Regions from separate parts of the Homo sapiens genome. Here region 2 is linked to region 1. The links are chromatin contacts, found by Hi-C or POLR2A ChIA-PET in ENCODE. All regions are on one chromosome and are shown on one strand. The core of a region is the stretch at or near the end of the contact, and the rest is flanking DNA. Distances in the headings are between cores, read along the strand shown. Region 1 has its middle 36 kb from the start of STING1. Region 2 overlaps UBE2D2 (ubiquitin conjugating enzyme E2 D2).

Region 1 (5,058 bases), core at 1,845-4,344:
GAGTTTTGCTCTTGTTGCCCAGGCTAGAACACAATGGCGCGATCTCGGCTCACTGCAACCTCTGCCTCCCGGGTTCAAGCGATTCTCCTGCCTCAGCCTCCAGGGTAGCTAGAATTAAAGGCACCTCGCCCGGCTAATTTTTTTTTTTTTTTTTTGAGACAGAGTCTGGCTCTGTCGCCCAGGCTGGAGTGCAGTGACGCAATCTTGGTTCACTGCAAGCTCTGCTTCCTGGGTTCACGCCATTCTCCTGCCTCAGCCTCCGGAGTAGCTGGGACTACAGGTGCCTGCCACCACGCCTGGCTAATTTTCTGTATTTTTAGTAGAGACAGGGTTTCACCGTGTTAGCCAGGATGGTGTCGATCTCCTGACCTTGTGACCTGCCCACCTTGGCCTCCCAAGGCTAATTTTGTATTTTTAGTAGAGATGGGGTTTCTCCTTGTTGGTCAGGCTGGTCTTGAACTTCCGACCTCAGATGATCACTACAACCTCTGCCTCCCAGGTTCAAGCAATTCTTGTGCCTCATCCTCCTGAGTAGCTGGGATTACAGGTGTGAGCCACCACGCCTGGCTAATTTTTGTATTTTTAGTAGAGATGGGGTTTTGCCATGTTGGCCAGGCTGGTGCTGAACTCCTGACCTCAAGTGATCCGCCCTCCTCGGCCTCCCAAAGTGCTGGGATTAAAGGTGTGAGCCACCACATCTGGTCAAGAACTTATAAGTCAGTTCTATCTGGATGCCTGACCTGGTTCCTGGGAGGTGGCCTCCTCGGGGCTTGGACACCTTAGAGAGGTGGGGGAAGTTCTCTTTTTTATTTTTTTTATTTTTTATTTTTATTTCTATTTTTTTTGAGACGGAGTCTCGCTCTGTCGCCCAGGCTGGAGTGTGGTGGCACAATCTCAGCTCACTGCAAGCTCCGCCTCCCGGGTTCATGCCATTCTCCTGTCTCAGCCTCCTGAGTAGCTGGGACTACAGGTGCCCGCCACCACGCCCAGCTAATTTTTTTGCATTTTTAGTAGAGACGGGATTTCACCTTGTCAGCCAGGATGGTCTCGTTCTCCTGACCTCGTGATTCACCCACCTCAGCCTCCCAAAGTGCTGGGATTACCGGCGTGAGCCACTGCACCCGGACTCTTTTTATTTTTACTTAAAAATAAACAGTGAGTCTCACTCTGTCACCCAGGCTGGAGTGCAGTGGTGTGATCATATCTCAGTGCAGCCTCGACCTCCTGGGCTCAAGCGATTCTCCCACCTCAGCCTCCCAAGTAGCTGAAATTATAGGCGCACACCACTACTATTTTTGTAGAGACAGCCCAGACTGTTATGTTGCCCAGACTGGCCTCAAACTCTTGGGCTCAAGTGATCCTCCTACCTCAGCTCAAAGTGCTGGGATTACAGGTATGAGCCACCACACCTTTCTGGGAGCTCCCTTCCTTTTCTCTTTCCTCATCCTCTTCCCATCCAATATCCCAGCTCACTCACCTCCCCAGCCATCTACCACCAACACACCCTACCCAGAAGAAGGACTATTATTGTCCTTAAAAGTCAGCATAGAGTGCTCAAGAATATCTATAATAATGACATAGTGTCCCTTAGTGTTTCCATTTTGTTACTGGTAAAAGAAGCAGCCGGGTGCAGTGGCTCACACCTGTAATCCCAGCACTTTGGGAGGCCGAGGTGGGCAGATCACGACGTCAGGAGATCGAGACCACCCTGGCCAACATGATGAAACCCCATCTCCACTAAAAATACAAAAATTAGCTGGGCATAGTGGTGGACACCTGTAGTCCCAGCTACTCGGGAGGCTGAGGCAGGAGAATTGCTTGAACCCAGGAGGTGGAGGTTGCAGTGAGCTGAGATCACGCCTTTGCACTCAAGCCTGGACGACAGAGCGAGACTCCATCTCAAAAAAAAAAAAAAAAAAAAGAAGCAGCAGCAGCAAAGATGTTCTGGGCATCTTAAAACTTTGGGATCATTATGGGGGAGGTGGTGCAGGTGGTATGTGTGATAGGAATGCTTTTATGTTGGGTCTCAAAATGTGAGGAGTGTTTAGGCAGGTAGAAAAGGTGGCAAAGGAGTGTTCAGGCCAAAGCCTGTGATAAAGCACACAAAGGACGTGGGAGATGACAAGAAACGAGACTGAAAGGGTTGTGCATGCCAAGCTAAACGTGTGGACTGATCCTGAGGGCAGTCAGAAGCCACTGAAGAGTTTGGGGCCAGTGAGTACATTCCAGCAACAGAGAGAAGTGTTAAAATAGCTGATGTTGGCCGGGGACAGTGGCTCATGCCTGTAATCCCAGTGCTTTGGGAAGCCGAGGTGGGAGGATCGCTTGAGTCCAGTAGTTCAAGACCATTTAGAGAGACCCCAACTCTACAAAAAAAATGAACAAAAGTAGCCAGTCGTGGTGGCATGCAACTGTGGTCCCAGCTACTCCAGAGGCTGAGGAGGAAGAATGGCTTGAGCCCAGGCAATTGAGGCTCAAGTGGGCCAAGATCATGCCACTGCACTCCAGCCTGGGCTCCAACCAGTTTCAAGAAAACAAACAAACAAACAAAAAAACGCTGATGCTCACTGAGCCTCTGCTTAGTACTGAAAAAGATGATTTCGTTTAGTCCTTCCAACACTCTTCCAGGGTTGTTAGTATTATTTCCATTGCATTGTAAGGGAAACTGGGGTATGAGATTGTTTTCTCAAGGTCACCGCTAGGAGTTGGTCCTGGATCCTCTTCCTGTCATCATCCTGTTGGTCTGAGAGAGGGTAGGGGTCAGGGAAGGGCTCTGAGACGATGAGAAGACAGGACGGACAACCAGACGCCATGCCCGTCTGGTTGAGGGGGAGGATGGCAGCGCTCTCGAGGGTGAAGCACAGGTTTCTGACTCGGGCTCCTGGGAGGAGCGGGCAAAGGCGTGGAGATGTGAGCCACAGGCGCCAGCCAGTGGTCCCAGGTCCGAGGCAGGACCTGCCGCCCGAGAGGCGTGGGAGCCGCACGGAGCAGCCGCCGCCTGCCTCTCTTGTCCTACTCTGGCGCGAGTCCATCCGGGCGGCGCGGCTGCTGAGAGCAGCGCCCTCTAGCGGAGGCCGGGCCTTGGCCCCGGGCCGGATGAAGTCACCGGCCGGAGGCATGCCGGGAACTGCGCCGCCGCGGCAGTCTTCACCCGCTGGGGGTGGTCTGGGCGCAGCTGCGGCCTGGCCTGTAGGGTCTCTGTCCAAACTGCGAGCCAGTGCACGCGCGAGTGTAGGGCCTCCTGACACATCACCGGGAGCTCTGCGGTACCTTCTCCTGCCTCCCGCGGCCACGGTGGTCTCAGACCCCTTAGATCCCACATTGGATCCCTTCCACCTGTCCTCACACTCCTCCGGCTTCTCTTACCACATTTTGGCCCTTCGACACCCTCGTGCTCCCCGCCTCATGCCTCATATCTCCGGGCCAGTATTTCATCGGGTCACCTCCACATCCCACTCGCTTCTCTCTGTCCCAACTGCCTGTGTCTTCATTCATGCCAACATCGACTCCAGGCTGGATGGCCACACCAGTTACCACCAGTCCGGCTCTTCAACCCATTTTTTGCCCTGCAGCTGGAGGAAGGAAATTTATTTATTTATTTTATTTATTTATTTATTTATTTTTTTGAGACGGAGTCTCGCTCTGTCGCCCAGGCTGGAGTGCAGTAGCACTGTCTCGGCTCACTGCAACATCTGCCTCCCGGGTTCAAGCGATTCTGAGGAAGGGTATTTGTAAAGATAATGTTGTTCCTAGGATTGATGATCTTCAGCAGCCTTCCTTTCATATAAAGATCAAACTTCTCGGTCTGACCCACCAGCCTTTGAGGCCTGGACCCTGCACCCTCCAGCCCATCTTTCACAAAGCCTCCCTCTGGGTGGATCCACAGTCATCTGCATCAACATCACTGGTGGAGCTTGTTTAATACACAGATTCTGGGTCCCTGTGCCAGACCCATCAAATCAGAATCCCTGGGAGTGGCACGCATTTTCACCAGGTTTCCTTAGTTGAGACCCGCTTCTTGCAGCTCCGGAAAAATTACAGGGTTACTGTAATCCCAGCACTTTGGGAGGCGGAGGTGGGCGGATCTCTTGAGGTCAGGCGTTCGAGACCAGCCTGGCCAACATGGTGAAACCCCGTCTCTACTAAAAATACAAAAAATTAGTTCGGCATGGTGGCAGACGCCTGTAATCCCAGCTACTTTGGAGGCTGAGGCAGGAGAATCACTTGAATCCGGGAGGTGGAGGTTGCAGTGAGCCGAGATTGCGCCACTGCACTCCAGCCTGGGCGACGAGTGAGTGAGACTCTGTCTCAAAAACAAAACAAAACAAAAAAAAACAAAAAACCCCAAAAAGCCAAAAACAGGGTTATCTTCCCTCCTAGCCTGTACACAGCACAGGAGGTGTAGTTTCCCCCTACTCAGACACTACACCTCCTCTGCTTCCTTCACATTGAGATTACAGGTCATCCCTCTCCTGCTCTCCTGAAGCCCCAGGCTTACTCCTAAAACAGTGCTTAAGTGGAGTTTTGCCTGTCTGCTTCTTTGTCCCCCAGTCAGAATGTAAACTCCTTATGGCAAGGGTTGTGTCTGTCTTGTTCACAGAGCAATGTGCCTGGCACAGAGAAGGGGATCAATAAATATGTGTTAAGTATTGAATTAATGAATATCTGGACATATTCCAAGCTTGAGACAATTCTAGCACCTGGCATCTGGTGAGAGAGAAGAGGAACTAGAATAAGCCATCCCTGGGGTGGAGGAGAAGAAGTGATTGGGGAGTATCGGGCCCTTCCAGTCCCCCTCCAGCTGTCACCCACAGGGGTCTAGTTTAAGGATGTATCTCCTCCCAAGGATGCCAAGGAGAACCTGTGTGCATATATCAACTTTCTTCTCTGTGGTCTCTGTGGACCTCTTGACCCATCTCTACCGCTCTACTGGGGCGTTGAGTCCTACCTGTACTATCCAGGGCAGCTAGCAGTGGCATCTTTTTTTTTGTTTGTTTGTTTTTTTGAGATGGAGTTTCACTCTTGTTGCCCAGGCTGGAGTGCAATGGTGCGATCTCA
Region 2 (5,058 bases), core at 1,213-3,712, 76 kb before region 1:
TGGGTGACAGAGCGAGACTCTGTCACACACACATACACACACACAGGACATTCAGATTCAGAAACAGATCTTTTTTAAAAAAGAAAAAGCACGTAACTATCCATCTTTACATGTGCATAAAATATCTCCCAAGAATACACAAGAAACGCCAGGCACAGGGGCTCATACCTGTAATCCCAGCACTTTGGGAGGCTGAGGTGGGCGGATCATGAGGTCAGGAGTTCGAGACCAGCCTGGCCAACATGCTGAAACCCCATCTCTACTAAAAATACAAAAATTAGCCGGGCATGGTGGCGCGCGCCTGTAGTCCCAGCTACTCGGGAGGCTGAGGCAGGAGAATTGCCTGAACGAGGGAGGCGGAGGTTGCAGTGAGCCCAGATCTCACCGCTGCACTCCAGCCTGGGTGATAGAGTGAGACTCTGTCTCAAAAAAAAAAAAAAAAAAACAACAAAAAACAAAAAAAAAACCCACAAGAAACTAGTTAATAAATAATTGCCTTTAGGAAGGAAAGCTTAGGGGTGAGAATGAGAACTATATATATTGCTTTTACACATTTTGAATTTTATAAAAGTGTGTATATTGCCCATTTGAAAAATAAATTACCCTTTAAAATTTTCTTTTTCTTTTTTTAACCAACTGGGTCTGTGCAAGAATTATCCTGACTGTAAGTGTGGATTAAAATAGCTGTTAAAAATTGTCATCATGGCTGGGCACAGTGGCTCACCTGAGGTCAGGAGTTCGAGACCAGCCTGGCCAACATGGCGAAACCCCATCTTTACTAAAAGTACAAAAATTAGCCAGGCGTGGTGGGGGCTCCTATAATCCCAGCTACTCAGGAGCCTGAGGCAGGAGAATCGCTTGAACCCAGGAGGCAGAGGTTGTAGTGAGACAACATCGTGCTACTGCACTCCAGCTTGGGTAACAAGAGCGAGACTCCGACTCAAGGAAAAAAAAAAACTGTCATTTGGGGTGTAATCTAAATAGTGAAAACCCAATTATGGCAAATAAACATACAATCTATAAAACTGATATCTCTACATCATGATGAAAACTGAAGTTGAATCTTAAAATTTAATAAAGGCATCGATCTAGTCGGAACATGTGGGCAGAAAAAAATAATACCCAAATATATAAGGCTGTGTTTTAACAGTTGGCTTTAAACGTATACATTAATTTCAACTTTCTATTTTATGAGAAAGAACAATAGGGAAATAAAGTACAGCCAGCCCTCTGTGTCTATGAGTTCCACCAATTGTGGGTCAAATACACTGGGGAAAAAATGATGTCTGTACTGAACATGTGCAGACTTCTTTGGTCATTATTCCCTAAACACCACAGCATAACAACTATTTACAGAGCACTTACACTGTATTAGGTTTTATAAGTAATCTAGAGATGACTTAAAGTATACAGGAAGATGTGTACAGGTTATACGCAAATACTATGCCATTTTATATCAGGGACTTGAGCATCTGTAGATTTTGGTATCCATGGAAGGACCTGGGACCAACCTTTCATGGATACTGAGGCAGGAATGTATATATAATTATGTTTAGAAAAAAGTGATGGGGTAAGGAACTTTGACAGTTAAAGTAGAACATTCTCAATTTATAAAAAGATTATTGACCGGGTGCGGTGGCTCACACCTGTAATCCCAGCACTTTGGGAGGTCGAGGTGGGTGGATCACCTGAGGTCAGCAGTTCAAGACCAGCCTGGCCAACATGGTGAAACCTGGACTGTACTAAAAATACAAAAATTAGTCGGGTGTGGTGGTGTGTGCCTCTAATTCCAGCTACCCAGGAGGCTGAGGCAGGAGAATCGCTAGAACCCGTGAGGCAGAGGCCACAGTGAGCAGAGATCATGCCACTGCACTCCAGCCTGGGCAATAGAGACTGTGTCTCAAAAAAACAAAATTTTTTAAGGAAAAAAAGAAAAAAAACAGATAATTAAAGTAGAACACTGAAACTTTGAAAGCCTAAGACATATATATATATCACAACACTATAGCAAAAAGAAACCCTCTAAATTCCTTGAGGGGAAGGCATCCTTCAAGGGATGTGCAGATTTCCCTTTCACTATATCCTTGAGTAGGCAACTTAAGCTATTAGTTGGTAAAAATTAACGCTTCTTTACAAGCTATTTTTAAACCACCCTCCTTCCCCAATCATAACAATTATGAAACAAAATAAAAATAGCATGGGAAAGATTTGTTTACCCTGTTGGTCCTCACCCTATGGTGTAAGGTGAAAGGAACAAGATGGGAAACTGAGAGAGGTTATAATTAACTTTGTAGAAAAATGGCTCTAAAGTCAAGTTTTAGTAGTCTGAATATTGCTATACAAATCGAGGCTCTTTGGTGGTTAAAATCACACTATGAAAATATTTAAACAAAGATTATGATTCATAGCATTGTAATTTCAGGGCTAGGCACGGTGGCTCATGTCTGTAATCTCCACACTTTGGGAGGCTAAGGTGGGAGGATGGCTTGAGGCCAGGAGCTCCAGACCAGCCTGGTCAACACAGTAAGACTCTATCTCCACAAAAAAAATTTTTTTTAATTAGCCCAGCATGGTGGAGAGAGCCTGTAGTCCTAGCTACCTGGGAGGCTGAGGTAGGAGGATTGCTTGAGCCCAGGAGTTCAAGGCTGCAGTGGATCGTGCCACTATACCCCAGCCTAGGTAACAAAGTGAGACCCCATCTCTAAAAAAAAGTACATATTTTAATATATCTTTTAATGTTACATGTTACATATGTGTTTATTACATACATCAATACCTATTTGTGTGTTATATATAACAATGTATATATAACAATGTATACATTGTTACATATTTTACATATTAAAACATATATTAAAATATGTATGTATATATAAAATTTCAGGGTCATAAGAGATCATTTAGACCTATTCCCAATTTTATAAGAAAACAAAATACAAAGTATCTAACCCAAGGGTAAGGACTTGAGTGTTCTGCTGTACCATGGTTCTTTAAATCTGGATCTAAAATATTAGAAATGTACAAGTTAGAAATGTCTGAGAATCGGCCAGGTGCAGTGGCTCATGCCTATAATCCCAGCACTTTGGGAGGCCGAGGTGGACGGATCACAAGGTCAAGAGATAGAGACCAGCCTGCCCAACGTGGTGAAACCCTGTCTCTACTAAAAATATAAAAGTTAGCTGGGCGTGGTGGCGCTTGCCTGTAGTCCCAGCTACTCAGGAGGCTGAGGGAGGAGAAATACTTGAACCCGGGAGGCGGAGGTTGCAGTGAGCCGAGATCACACCACTGCACTCCAGCCTGGGTAACAGAGCGAGACTCTGCCTCAAAAAAAAAAAAAAAAAGGAAAAAAGAAATGTCTGAGAATCATGTTAATTTGGGAAATTAAGCTGAACCTCTTTTAAGATTACTGAAACTCTTTTAAGATTACTGAAATGCAGCCAAGCGTGGTGGCTCATGCCTGTAATCCCAGCACTTTGGGAGGCCAAGGTGGGTAGATCACGAGGTCAGGAGATCGAGACCCATCCTGGCTAACACAGTGAAACGCCATCTCTACTAAAAATACAAAAAATTAGCCGGGCATCGTGGCACGTGCCTGTAGTCCCAGCTACTCGGGAGGCTGAGGCAGGAGAATCGCTTAAACCCAGGAGGCAGAGGTTGCAGTGAGCCGAGGTCGTGCCACTGCACTCCAATCTGGGCAACAGAGCAAGACTCCATCTCTCAAAAAAAAAAAAAAAAAAAAAAGATTACTGAACTGCAAAGAAACAACAGTTAAACCAGTAGTTCTCAAAACTGAGATACTGACACAGCAGGATCACCATCACAAGGAAGCTTATTAGAAATGCAAATTCACAGGCTCTACCCCACAACTACCAGGTCAGAAACTCTGAGGTGGAGCCAAACTGTTCTAACAAGGCCTCAAGGAATTATAATGCACACCAGAGCTCATTACTTTTATGTCTGATGAGTTAAAAAGCATCAGAGATAAAAGGTGATACTAGAAAACTCACTACCAAGAAGATTTGAGGGGAAAGCACGGGAGGGCAAAGGGCAAAATGGCACAAACTGGAAAAAGAGATGAGACTTAGAAGGCCAAGGTGTGTTCCAGGTTTTCATTTTTTTCCTTTTTCTTTTTTTGTAAGACAGAGTCTTGCTTTGTCGCCCAGGCTAGACTGCAGTGGAGCAATCTTGGTTCACTGCAACCTGTCTTTCCCAAGTTCAAGCAATTCTCCTGCCTCAGCCTCCCGAGTAGCTGGGATTACAGGCGCCCGCCACCAGGCCCGGCTAATTTTTGTACTTTTAGTAGAGATGGCGTTTCACCACGTTGTCCAGGCCGGTCTTGAGAACTCCTGACCTCAAGGGATCCGCCCGCCTCGGCCTCCCAAAGTGCTGGAATTACAGGCATGAGCCACCGCGCCCGGCCCCAGGTTTTCAAGACAGATTGAAGGGGAGCAGTCTGTCATTACTATAGTACCTGCATTCTCCCTGCCTCACTCCTATCTTAACTAGGGTTGCAACAGAAACAATTTAATTTTTACTACTTGCTTATGTTCCCAGCATAACACTTAAGCTAATATTTAAAAACAACTGCTTACATATTTTAAAATTATGAGTTTTTAAAACTCAGGAAATATTAGTAACTCATTAACTTACATGAGTTTGAAAGACATAATTTGACAAATCAAATCATCTGCAGCTGATAGACTTAATCCCTTAGCACTCTCATTTTCTCATTTTCTATTTCTCTCTTAATATTGTTGCCTTCTAGTATAAAGACAGACAAACCGATGGAAACATGTATCAATATCAATCTCTCCCTGAACTAACTATAAGCAGACATGGTAAGCTTATCTGAGATTAAACTGTGTATTCCCTCTAAAAAGATTCAAAGCAACTAAAAGTATAGAAAATACCCACCATGGGTCAGGTGCGGTGGCTCATGCCTGTAATCCCAGCACTTTGGGAGGCTGAGGTGGGTGGATCACCTGAGGTCGGGAGCTTGAGACCAGCCTGACCAGCATGGAGAAACCCTGTCTCTACTAAAAACACAAAGTTAGCTGG

Evidence for each region. A loop is a pair of places that touch in the nucleus more often than their neighbours do. ChIA-PET counts read pairs that join two places held with the same protein, here RNA polymerase II (POLR2A). Pooled maps may share reads with other maps.
Region 2: a pooled map shows a loop between it and region 1 (2.5-fold over the local background). The contact joins two enhancer-like sites. A Hi-C loop is called at or near these places in 5 of 50 pooled maps. POLR2A ChIA-PET finds 5 or more read pairs at or near these places in 12 of 52 experiments (A549, A673, B cell and 9 more).

The regions. Positions count from the first base shown.
Region 1 is chr5:139,516,112-139,521,169 of GRCh38, reverse strand. No RefSeq gene overlaps it. Among named protein-coding and RNA genes, the nearest start is that of STING1, 36 kb to the right of the region's middle. Within about 2 kb of position 3,094, at least 30 of the 41 ENCODE cell types and tissues checked have a DNase peak (open chromatin) inside an H3K27ac peak, as active enhancers do; they include B cell, where a contact is called at or near this core.
Region 2 is chr5:139,591,280-139,596,337 of GRCh38, reverse strand. All of the region lies in intron 1 of UBE2D2 (ubiquitin conjugating enzyme E2 D2), which reads right to left. Among named protein-coding and RNA genes, the nearest start is that of UBE2D2, 32 kb to the right of the region's middle. Within about 2 kb of position 2,462, at least 6 of the 41 ENCODE cell types and tissues checked have a DNase peak (open chromatin) inside an H3K27ac peak, as active enhancers do; they include B cell, where a contact is called at or near this core.